Regions from separate parts of the Homo sapiens genome. Here region 2 is linked to region 1. Evidence: read pairs that join two places in POLR2A ChIA-PET (ENCODE). Cell type or tissue: K562. All regions are shown on one strand. Links, peaks and the distances in the headings refer to the core of each region. The heading gives the core; the rest is flanking DNA. Region 1 overlaps TMEM51 (transmembrane protein 51). Region 2 overlaps KAZN (kazrin, periplakin interacting protein).

Region 1 (5,371 bases), core at 321-5,320:
CACCAACCCCATCCCCATCCCTAAAGAGGAAGCGAGATAAGCCCAGCGCTGTAGCATAACAACCGCGCATAGCATGCCTAACGTCACGCGAAGTCTTCTAACCCATACGCGCTGATGAATCCTGGCAACTCCGTTAGGGAGACACGACTTATCAAACCCTTTTCATGGCCCAGCTGAAATGACACACTGACGTTCACCCAGCCAGGAAGGAAGTAACACAGCTGGGAGTCGAACCTAGAACCAGAACCTTTGACCCTGGCTCAATAATGCCTGCCTTGCACAGGCATTTAGCACTTAGCTGAGTTGACCCATCAGGCCACATGAGGTCCTTGTGGCTGGAGACCTGTGTGGCCAGGCTGGAGTCTTGCTAGGTGAGCAGGGGTGGAAGAGGGATTCCCTGGGGCAGAGCCAGGAGACAGTCCTGGTGGAGGAGTAGAGCGGTCCCTTCGGTTGCCCATGGTGGCTCTTCCAAGCCTTAACTCCCTTCCTGGTCCTCCCACCCCACCTGTCTCTATATCCTTGAGCTCAGCCGATTCCTCAGAGTCCTCTTGGGTCCACACCCCAGGATGAGGACTCTGAGGCTTTAGTGAGCATCAGGATCACTTGGCTAATTAAAAGCAGATGCCGGGCCTTACCTCGCATTCTGATTCTGTAAGTCCTTCATCTGGCCCAAGAATCTGCATGTTTAGCAGACCGCAAGGTAGTGCTTCCGGGGTCTTCAGATAACGGCCGGGTCTCAAACTGCTGCTCCCTTTGCTTCCTGACCCCCATCTGCTGCTCACCTACCATCTCCTTTTATATACCTCATATACTCCAGTATCGTGAGTTAGTACTGGTGGTGTGCCCATTTTACAGATGAGGACATTGAGGCTCAGAAAGTTGAAGCAACTTGCCTAAAACCATCCAGACAGACCTGGATTTTTATCTCCACTGACTCTAACCACCTTGCTTTACTGCCTCTGCTAGATCTGCATTGGTCCCCTGGAGGTCCCTTAGCGGAGAGTTTAGGGGAAGGACTGAGAATGGTGCGATTTAGCAGTGTGTTCAATGGGCATGAAACCTGGTTGATGCCTTGGCAGCCGGAACTTTCCTTGTGTTATCTCCATGGGCTTTTAGCCCTCATATGAACGGCTGACATCATTAGTCAGAACAAACCACCCAGAATCGGTTCAACTTTCAAAGCTAAATGGAAATCAAAATGTGGAATGACTCAGGGACTGCTCGTTAGGAAAACTGATTCCTCTGTGACTCAGAGCAGATCTTGTAACCTCCAGGGGCTTGGCATCTGGACATGGGGCTTAAAAGAGAACAGACTGGGGAATCGCACCCCAACTGGGCAGCTGTGGCACCTGGACAGGTGATTAAAATTAGCACTTCTACCTGTGACCCAGCAATTGCACTTCTGGGTATTTATAGAGAGAAAGGCAAACAGCTGCCTTTTTCACACAGGCTGGTACACAGAGGTTCAGAGCAGCATTATGCCTGACATTATGCATTTCCTCTAGTGGAGGAAACATCCCAGCTGTCCCTCAGCAGGCCAACAGCTAAACAAACTGATACAGTCACACAGCTGATGGCTACTCAGCAAGTTAAAGGAAGGAAAGGAAACGGGATACAGGCCACACCATGGGTGAGCAAAGGAAGGCAAACAGAAGAGCACTTTCTGGGTGATTCCACTTCCCTAAACTTTTGGCCGGTGCAATAGCTCCTGCCTGTAATCCCATCACTTTGAGAGGCCGAGGTGGGAGGATCACTTGAGCCCAGGAGTGCAAGACCAGCCTGGGCAACATGGCAAAACCCTGTCTCTACAAAAAATATAAAAATTAGCGGGCGTGGTGGCGCATGCCTGTAACCTCAGCTACTTGGGAGGCTGAAACGGGAAGGATGGCTTGAGCCCAGGAGTTGAAGCTGCAGTGAGCCAAGATCATGCCATTGTACTCCAGCCTGGGTGACAGAGCACGACCTTGTCTCAAAAAGCAACACAAACAAATGCAAAACCTTCTAATATAAGCAAAACTAACCGCTGTTAAAATAAGGCAGAAAGGTAGACTGAAAGAAGGTATGCACATATGAGGGAACTTTCTGGGATCATGGAAATGTCTTCTCTCTGGGCAATGGTTACATGGATATATACAGTTCTCAAAAGTGCATCTAAGTGTACACTAAGATCTGTGCATTTTACTATATATAAACTGCATCTTAAGTAAATAAATAAGTAAAGGGCAGATGCCTCCGCCCCAGCCCTGGCAACTGAGTCAGCAGACCTAGGGTGTGGCCCACGAGCATCTCCATGCTCAGCAAGTGCTGAGTGTTGATGCCCAGCCTGCGGTGGGCACCACCAGACACTAATTGCTAAAGTCTCTTCTGGCTTTAGCAGGATGGCTGAGTCTTTGCAGTTGTTGAGCATTTACCATTAGTCTGTTTTTAAGCATAAACCTAATTGCGGTCAAAGTCTGGTCCCAGGGCTGTCTCCTGATCGTCAGCAAGACCAGCTCTAAGCTATGGACAAAGGCTCCTCAGTCACCAGGCAGATCCTGGCCATGTGCCGGGCATCACAGGGCCCGCTGTGCTGGGAACAGAGGCCAGCACTCACTTGCAGGGCTGCAGACACACATCAGGTATTGGGCGTCGGGCAGAACCAGACAGGCACTCTCTGATCAGTTTCTGCCTCCCTGGAAGCCCTCCAGATAATGATTTTGGCTGTGTGCTGAGGAGCTTTTGTGTTATAGACACTATGCTGATTGTTTTGGGGGCATGTTTAATTATATGAGCGGATGCATTGTGTAGTTCTTAGAGGCTGGAGCTAAGAGCCCCCACTTCTCCATGATTGCCTATGTTTCTCTGTATAAGTGACCTAACCTCTCTGAGGCTCAGCTCCTCTTCTGTAAAACGAAGACAGTGGCCGTACTTCTTCCCTCACAGAGCCTTTAGCACGGGGAGCATTTAGCAAATGCTGGCTATTATTATCTAATTTAATCCTTATAATAACCCTATAGGCAAGGTGCTATTCTTATCTGCAGAGCAAAAACCAAGGCTCAGAAAGGTCAAGTCCCTCGCCCAAGGTCATATAGCTAGAAAATGGAGGAGCTGGGATTGAAACTTGGGTCTGCTCAACTCCTGCCTCTGTTCACTGCACCATGCTGTCATCAGCTTTGTGGGATGGGGATCAATGCAGAAGACCCCCTGCAGACTGGACGGAGAATCCATCGCTGGCTGAGTGAGAGCCTGTCCTTCCGGAAGGCTGTGTGCACTGGTTCCAAGAGTGATTTCACATCCCTCTTCTACCAGCTGTGGGACCTTGGACAAGTTACTTAATGCCTCAAGCCTCAGTTTCTTCATCTTTAAAATGGGAGTGCTAATACCAGCCTTAACAAGCTACAGTGAGGATGGAATGAGTCAATAGATGTAAGGCATATAGAACGGCACCCTGAACACTGTAAACCTTTTGTACTTGTCTGCTGATATTTGCTGTCATCTGCGAGGTCACTCACCTGTCTAGGTTTGTAACTGAGCTGGGTGGGGCTCCAGGTTGCAGTAGGATGGGAAGTTGTCCTTCATGCCTTTGAGGAAGTGACAGGATAGCCTCCAGGTGGCATGTGGCAACAGGTGTAGCAAAAAGCCTTTTTGAACTACATCCAGGGACTCTTAAGCGCTCAAATTAAACCGTCTTTTGGATTCTCTCATTTTTAAAAACTCAAAGCCTCGTTCCCAGGCTTCGGTTCCTAACCATCTTTCTTTACTCCCTTGCAAGAGATTCGGGCTGATGGTTACCGTCATGTCTAAGTAAACGATGAGCTTCCCACCCCACAGCCCTGGCTCTCAGGTCATGGCAGCAGGTTCTCGACCAGACGGGGCTCAAGGTGAACAAACAACCTTTCTGTTTATTTATTTTGTATGCTTGCTTTAGTGTTTTGCCTGTGTTGTGGGAACCACAGCATGGGTTTCTCAAGCTGCTCTGTTTTCTTTGGGTTGAAAACAAAAATAAAAGGTGAACCATCAAACCGTGACGTCTGGCTGCCTGCATGAAACTCCACGAGGGCTGGTTTATAAATTTAAAATGTGTGACTGTCCGGGAGTGGTGTCTCACGCCTGTTAATCCCAGCACTTTGGGAGGCCAAAGTGGGTGGATTATCTGAGGCCAGGAGTTCAAGACCAGCCTGACCCATATGGCAAAACCTTGTCTCTACTAAAAATACAAAAATTAGCTGGGCGTGGTGGTGTGCACCTGTAATCCCAGCTACTCGGGAGGCTGAGGCAGGAGAATCGCTTGAACCCAGGAGGTGGAGGTTGCAGTTAGCCGAGATTGCGCCATTGCACTCCAACCTGGGCAACAAAAGCAAAACTCCATCTCAAATAAATAAATAAATAAATAAATAAATAAATAAATAAATAAATAACTGCACTAGGCTGAAAGCAGAATGGCAGTACATAATAAGAGCATCCCTTCTGGAGTCAAATCCCTGCTCTCTTCTTGGCTGCATGACCTTGAGAATGTGTCACTCTTCCTCTGTGAGCCTCAGTCTCCTCATCTGTAAAATGGACATAGCCATGGCGCCTGCCCAATCGGACTGTCGTAAGATCAAGCAGGCAAGCTTTTGGCACAGCGTCAGCAAGCCTCAGCTTATGTGATCATCAGTATACCAGGACCACTCCGAGTTGAGCTGTTCAAGCTCTGGGTCTCTCGCCAACTGGCAGTGTGACCTTGAGCAAATAATTCACCTCTCTGAGCTTCAGGTTCTTCATTTGCAAAATTGAGGCCCCATGTTCTATCTAAATGGATTGTCCTGCATATTAAATTCTGGAAATAAGTACCTTAGGCAGTTGGGAGCAAGAAAGAGGACAGGCAAGAAGGGCCATAGAAGGAAAGTACTGGATCCCCAAAGCTAAAAGATTATTTACCTGGTGGCTGTGAGGAGGGAAGGCCAGCCTGACAGAGGACACAGAAATATCCACTGTTTCTTCTTTTGGGGGGCACAGAATCTCACTCTGTCACCCAGGCTGGAGTGCAGTGGCGTGATCTCATCCCACTGCAACCTCTGCCTCCTGGGCTCAACTGATTCTCCTACCACAGCCTCCATAGTAACTGGGATTGCAGGCACCTGCCACCACACCCAGCTAATTTTTGTGTTTTTAGTAGAGATGGAGTTTCACCATGTTGGCCAGGCTGGTCTCAAACTCCTGACCTCAAGTGATCCTCCCGCCTCAACCTTCCAAAGTACTAGGATAACAGATGTGAGCCACCACGCCCAGCCAATGGCTTCTAAATTTGAGTAGCCCCAGCATCTTCCCTGTTGGACTTGTTTTATGTCTGCTGGTAGAATCAACACTCTTTGGGAACATATGGATCTATGGACTTTGCTTAAACAGATTC
Region 2 (5,371 bases), core at 307-5,306, 170 kb before region 1:
GAGACCTGCCACGTATTTTACAGGGACACTTTGATTGCTTAAAATCATCCCTGGTTTTATTTGGAAAAAAAAACATGTTTTTAATCCATTCCACAGATTCTGCCTTTGCAGTTTGCTGGGCATGGACCCAGCCCCTAGGAGTCCAGTCTGACTCATTACAGACCACGTGCCAGTGTTTGCAAGGCAGTCACCGGGCAGGTGCCATCTGTCGATGCTGTGTGCACCCTGCTCCACACCTCCCCGAGACTGACCCTGCCAACTCTGTCCCATTTTCCCTGGGCTCCAGGTTAGCCAGAATTGTGCCCACCCCTTCCTGTTTTGTTTTGTTTTGTTTTTCTGAGTTTAAATTTTAACCTAAAGGGGGCCGGGTGCGGTGGCTCACACCTATCATCCCAGCACTTTGGGAGGCTGAGGCAGGTGGATCGCTTGAGGTCAGGGATGCGAAACCAGCCTGGCCAATGTGGCAAAACCCCATCTCTACTAAAAATATTTTAAAAATAACTAGACATAGTGGCACACGCTTATAATCTGAGCTACTTGGGAGGCTGAGGCAGGAAGATCGCTTGAACCTGGGAAGCAGAGGTGGCAGGGAGGTGAGATCGTGCCACTGCACTCCAGCCTGCATGGCAGAGCGATACAACTCCGTCTCCAAAAAAAAAAAAATTGTTTTAACCTAAAGGGCATTAGTGTTGGCATCTCAGCAGCAAGGAAACCACTGCCTCCTGTATTGTTTCCTTTGTGATGGGACAGACATCTCAGCGGGCCGCAGTGGCACTTAACAGTTTTGTTTCCCGTGTGCCTTACCGCGACACTGGGCCCTGGGCAGATGTGCAGGCAGCTCTTAGGATGGCTGGAAACTTGAAGATCAGAACTCAGCTGGATCTGAGCCTTGAACCCTGGGACTGTGAGCTGTGTCAGAGACAGTTCCCACCCCCATGAGACCTGGGGTTCTGGGGTATTCTGCCAAACCCACTCACTGGCCAGCCCAGGGGCACCAGCAAACATAAAAACCAAAGGCCAAGCCCTTTAGCATTTACAAAACACTTTTGCATCCAGTATCTTGTTGAAGCAAAGGAGGATTCTCATGGCCAGGAGTAAGACTAGAGGTAGATGACCCAGGCCTCTGGGCCAGGGGAGGTTTGAGCTAAATCTTTGCTAGGCTTAGGGAAGAGAGGAGCCCTCTCCTACCTGCAGAGGTTTGGTGGTCACCTAGCAGCTACCTTGCATGCAGCAGCAGCTTGTGAAGTTCTAATTGGATTGGACTGGATGGGAGCAAGAAAAGCCCGGGCCGGGCTGGTCCCTCCTGACAGCGAGCCGGGAAAAGGCAGGGTCTTTCTCCTATCTTTCCCGTCATCATATTTTATCCCATCCACAGGGCTGAGGCCCACGTGTCAGAGCGGAAGCAGGTGATCAATCACTCATTCATGCCGCACATATTTACTGAATACCTACTATGTTCCAGACACTGTCCTAGGTGCCAGGGATACAGCAGTTGACAAAACAGATAATAAACCAGAGAAATAAGTAAAATGTATGATCTGGTAGTTGGTGCTAAGTGCTAAGGAGAAAAATAAAGCCAGGAAGAAGGGTGGGATGCGCCAAGGATTGCCATTTTAGAAAGTTCCAGGGAAGGGGCTGGGCGCGGTGGCTCACGCCTGTAATCCCAGCACTTTGGGAGGCCGAGGCAGGCGGATCACGAGGTCAGAAGATCGAGACCATCCTGGCTAACATGGTGAAACCCCGTCTCTACTAAAAATACAAAAAAACTAGCCGGGCATGGTGGCGGGCACCTGTAGTCCCAGCTACTCGGGAGGCTGAGGCAGGAGAATAGTGTGAACCTGGGAGGCGGAGCTTGCAGTGAGCTGAGATCGCGCCACTGCACTCCAGCCTGGGTGACAGAGCAAGACTCCGTCTCAAAAAAAAAAAAAAAAAAAAAGAAAAACAGAAAATTCCAGGGAAGGATTGATTGATGATACTCATAATACCAATCACAGCTGTATTTACTCAGTACCTTCAAGGGGCCAAGCCCCTGCTGGGAACTGGACAGACACTCATGTAACCTTTGGCAACAACTCTGAGAGTCAGCATGTTGGGAGGCTGGGCAGTCCTCGGGAACCAGAGCACTAGGTGAGGGGCTGGAATATTATGGGTATGATTAACCCCATTTATCACCAGTGAGCTGCAGAGGCAGGATTGGAACCCAGAACGGGCACTCCAAATCTGGCGAGGGTTTTTCATGAGCTAGGAATGTAATGTTGCCACTACCTTTGAGGTGCAGACATTACGGTCCCCAGTTTGGCACACTGCACTAGGCTGGGAGGTGTGGAGGGTGTGATTTGAGCCCAGGGCTCTCTCAGGCCTCTCTGTTTCCCAGGCTGGCCACATCTGGACCCAGGGAGCAGGAGGAGGTCCCAGGTGGGAGGCTCGGGCCGAGCTCTGGTGGGACGCAAGGTGGGCTTGGCCAGCCGACCCGTTGGGTAGTGGGAGCCCTCCCCTTCCTTCCCTTCCTGGTTTCTGCTCTGCCGGGCAGGTAGCTCACCTGCCCGCCTCCATAACAGATGATTAGCAGGCCCGGCAAAGTGGGTATCTCCACAGCGGAGGAGACTGGGAACAGCGCACTCCTCATTTCCAGCATATGCCTGCTTGCTAACAAACCTGAATGCCACCGCCCATTTCACTTCTCGGCTTTGATTTGCATAAGGAGTTTTTTCCTGATAGAGTTATCAGTTCATAGCATCTCCCATGTGCAAAAGCCTTGAGCCCCCATCAGCACAGGAAGGGAGCCGTGCCGTCACCCAGCCTTGGCACAGAGGCGGCCCCTGCGAGTGGGACTGGTCAGCTGCGGAGTCTCTTGCCAAGTTCTGGAGCAGAAAAATCACCTCCTTCTTCCTTCCCTTTTAAATGAAATAACTGTTTTGGCCTTGAGGCCTGCTGAGGCTCCTGGAGGCCTTGTTTGTCTTGAACTCGTGGCCTGCGGAAGTGGGTAGCTGCTCCCCCTGGAAGCTCAGCCCGAAGCTTATCTCCATGAGCCCAGCGCTTGGGCCACACCTCACCCATCCAGACGGCACCACCTCGGAGTCCAGGCCTCGGCTGTAAGTCTGAAGCCCAGGCTGCCAGAGTCGTGGAGGAAAGAGTTTTCCCAAGTGGATGAGTGGCCAGAAGTGGCAGGTGTTACAGTGGATCCTGCTGGACTCTGCAGGTCTCAGGCGAGCCTGAGAGTAGTCGGCCTTGCTGCTCACTGGCAGGCTGACCAAGGCAAGTCATTTAACCCCTCTGAGCCTTACTTTCTCATTCATCAGATGGGAACACTGGTACTCAGTAGGTTGTGTGAGGTGAGTGAGACAGCTATGATGAGGACCGGGAATGCCCTGCCGGGTTTCCAGAGCACTTCACTGTTTGCAGAGCTCTTCGCAGAGGTCATTTCATGTGACCCTTTAAACCCCTCTGGAACAGGCAGGTTCAAAGGCCAGAGGTTATGTGACCTGCACAGGTGCCACAGGGCTTCTAGCCCTGGTATCTGGCTCTAAGTCTAAGGCTCTTTCTAGCTTGTCCCGTCTGCCTTCCAAGTTCAAGGTCTGTGTAAGGCACTGTTACTATCCTGAGAGTCAGCCCAGGTTTCTCAATGGTCCCTGTGGGCCCAGGAGCCCTGGGCAGAGGCGGCAAAGTCATAAGAGGAGCGGCAAGGCTGAGGTCCCATTCCCCTGCCAGCCACAGTCCTCAAGGCCTCTCCTGCATCCTCATCACTTAGTGCTGTTTGTTTGGGCTGTAAGTAGCTCAGTTCCTGTTATTCCCCCCTGGACAATCAGGCAGGAAATTCTTCACTTTGGTTTCCTTAAGAGGTCACATACTTTTCTCTCTTGCAGAAGTAAATAAAGCCCGTGTGCTGAGTTGGCAGTTTTGCACACGAGCCCGCCCGCTGGGGTGAGCCAGCAGCCCCCTTCCCTCCAGCCTTAGCTAGCCCTACCCAGGGGGCCCAAGGGCACCAGGAAATTCGGGCAGCCTACTGCCCGGGCACTGACTCCCCAGGTGGCATCCTGGGCACGTCCTGCAAAGACAGGAAGATTTTTAAAGCACGCCCAGGGTTAGAGCCTGGGATAATGTGCCTTGAGGAGACTGTGCCTGTTCACAGAAGCAGCAGTCACATTCCCCTCCCGCACCCAGAATCCCGACAGAAGAGAGGGAGGGCGCCATGTGACAGTGTGCTTATGGAGAACTCAGGTAAGCGCCATCCCAGCTCCCAGAGCACGCTGAGCACCAGGAAGGCCAGGAGGGTTGCCTGGGAACAGGCAGACCCAGAGTCACAACGCCAAGCACCTTTGCACACATGGCACCCCTTGCTCAGGCTGGGGAAACGTGCTTCCACAGCTGCAATGAGCCCAGTCCTCTTGCTAAGCCCACAGCAGTTGAGAGATGTGTTGGGAGAGGCTGCTTTGAGCACCCATGCAGACGGGACAGCTGTCAGCTCCATAGCAAAGGAAGAGAGCGAGGACAAGGCTACAGAACTTGGCCAAGACTCAAGCTCCACCATTTGGACCACTGGGCAGAGGCATAAAATGTCTTCTGCTAGCCTTGGTGGCATTTTTTATTATGGAACATTTTTGTTACATACAGAAGTGAATAGAATAATGAAATTAATCCCATTTACCTATTACCTGACCCCAAACATTCATCAACCCATGGCCAATTCTGTCTCACCCTCCGCTCGTTCCTCCCCATAATATTTTGAAGCAAATCCAAGATGCATCATGTCATCTACAAATATTGTAATATGTATCTATAAAAGATAAGGACTCTTTTTAAGAAACATAACCTCCAAACTATCATCTCACTTGAAAAAATGATCAGATACTGTTATTACTCAAATTTCCTATTGACTCATAAATTCTGTACCTTGTTGGAATCAGGATCCAAATATCCACACAGTGTGATTAGTTTTAATATCTTTTTAAGTCTTTTTAAATCTAGAAGCTCTTCTTCCTTTCTTTTTTTATTATCCTTGCTAATTATTTGTTGAAGGAAACATGTTGTTTGTCTGGTAGGTTTTCCAGGGTCTGGAGTTTGCTAATTGCATCCCCATGGTGTCCTTAACATGTTCCTCTGTCCTTTGAATTTCCTGTAAATTGATAGTTCATCTAAAGGCTTGATCAGATTCAGACTCATTTCTTTACTGATTTTTTTGAAAGACTCCTTCAAAGGAGATGTTGGGTCCTCCTCTCCAGGGGCACGTGCCATCTGGTTGTCTTGCTTTTTTTTTTTTTTTTTTTTTTGAGACGGAGTCTCGCTCTGCTGCTCAGGCTGGAGTGCAGTGGCGCAATCTCGGTTCACTGCAAGCTCCGCCTCCCAGGTTCCCGCCATTCTCCTGCCTCAGCCT

The links. ChIA-PET counts read pairs that join two places held together with the same protein. Peaks named below come from ENCODE experiments on the same cell type or tissue, not always from the same donor. Only the 100,000 strongest peaks of a DNase experiment are listed, where the experiment ranks them.
Region 2: POLR2A ChIA-PET joins it to region 1 with 5 read pairs; 2 of 35 experiments call an interaction of 5 or more read pairs at or near these places.

Annotation. Positions count from the first base shown.
Region 1 is chr1:15,177,811-15,183,181 of GRCh38, forward strand. The region is part of intron 1 of TMEM51 (transmembrane protein 51); the gene reads left to right. Among named protein-coding and RNA genes, the nearest start is that of TMEM51-AS2, 8.9 kb to the left of the region's middle. In K562, for the core only: no CTCF peak of the experiment used is centred there; no DNase peak of the experiment used is centred there; H3K27me3 peaks cover 3,933 bases.
Region 2 is chr1:15,005,142-15,010,512 of GRCh38, forward strand. The region is part of intron 2 of KAZN (kazrin, periplakin interacting protein); the gene reads left to right. Among named protein-coding and RNA genes, the nearest start is that of TMEM51-AS1, 140 kb to the right of the region's middle. In K562, for the core only: no CTCF peak of the experiment used is centred there; a DNase peak (open chromatin) is centred at 3,043.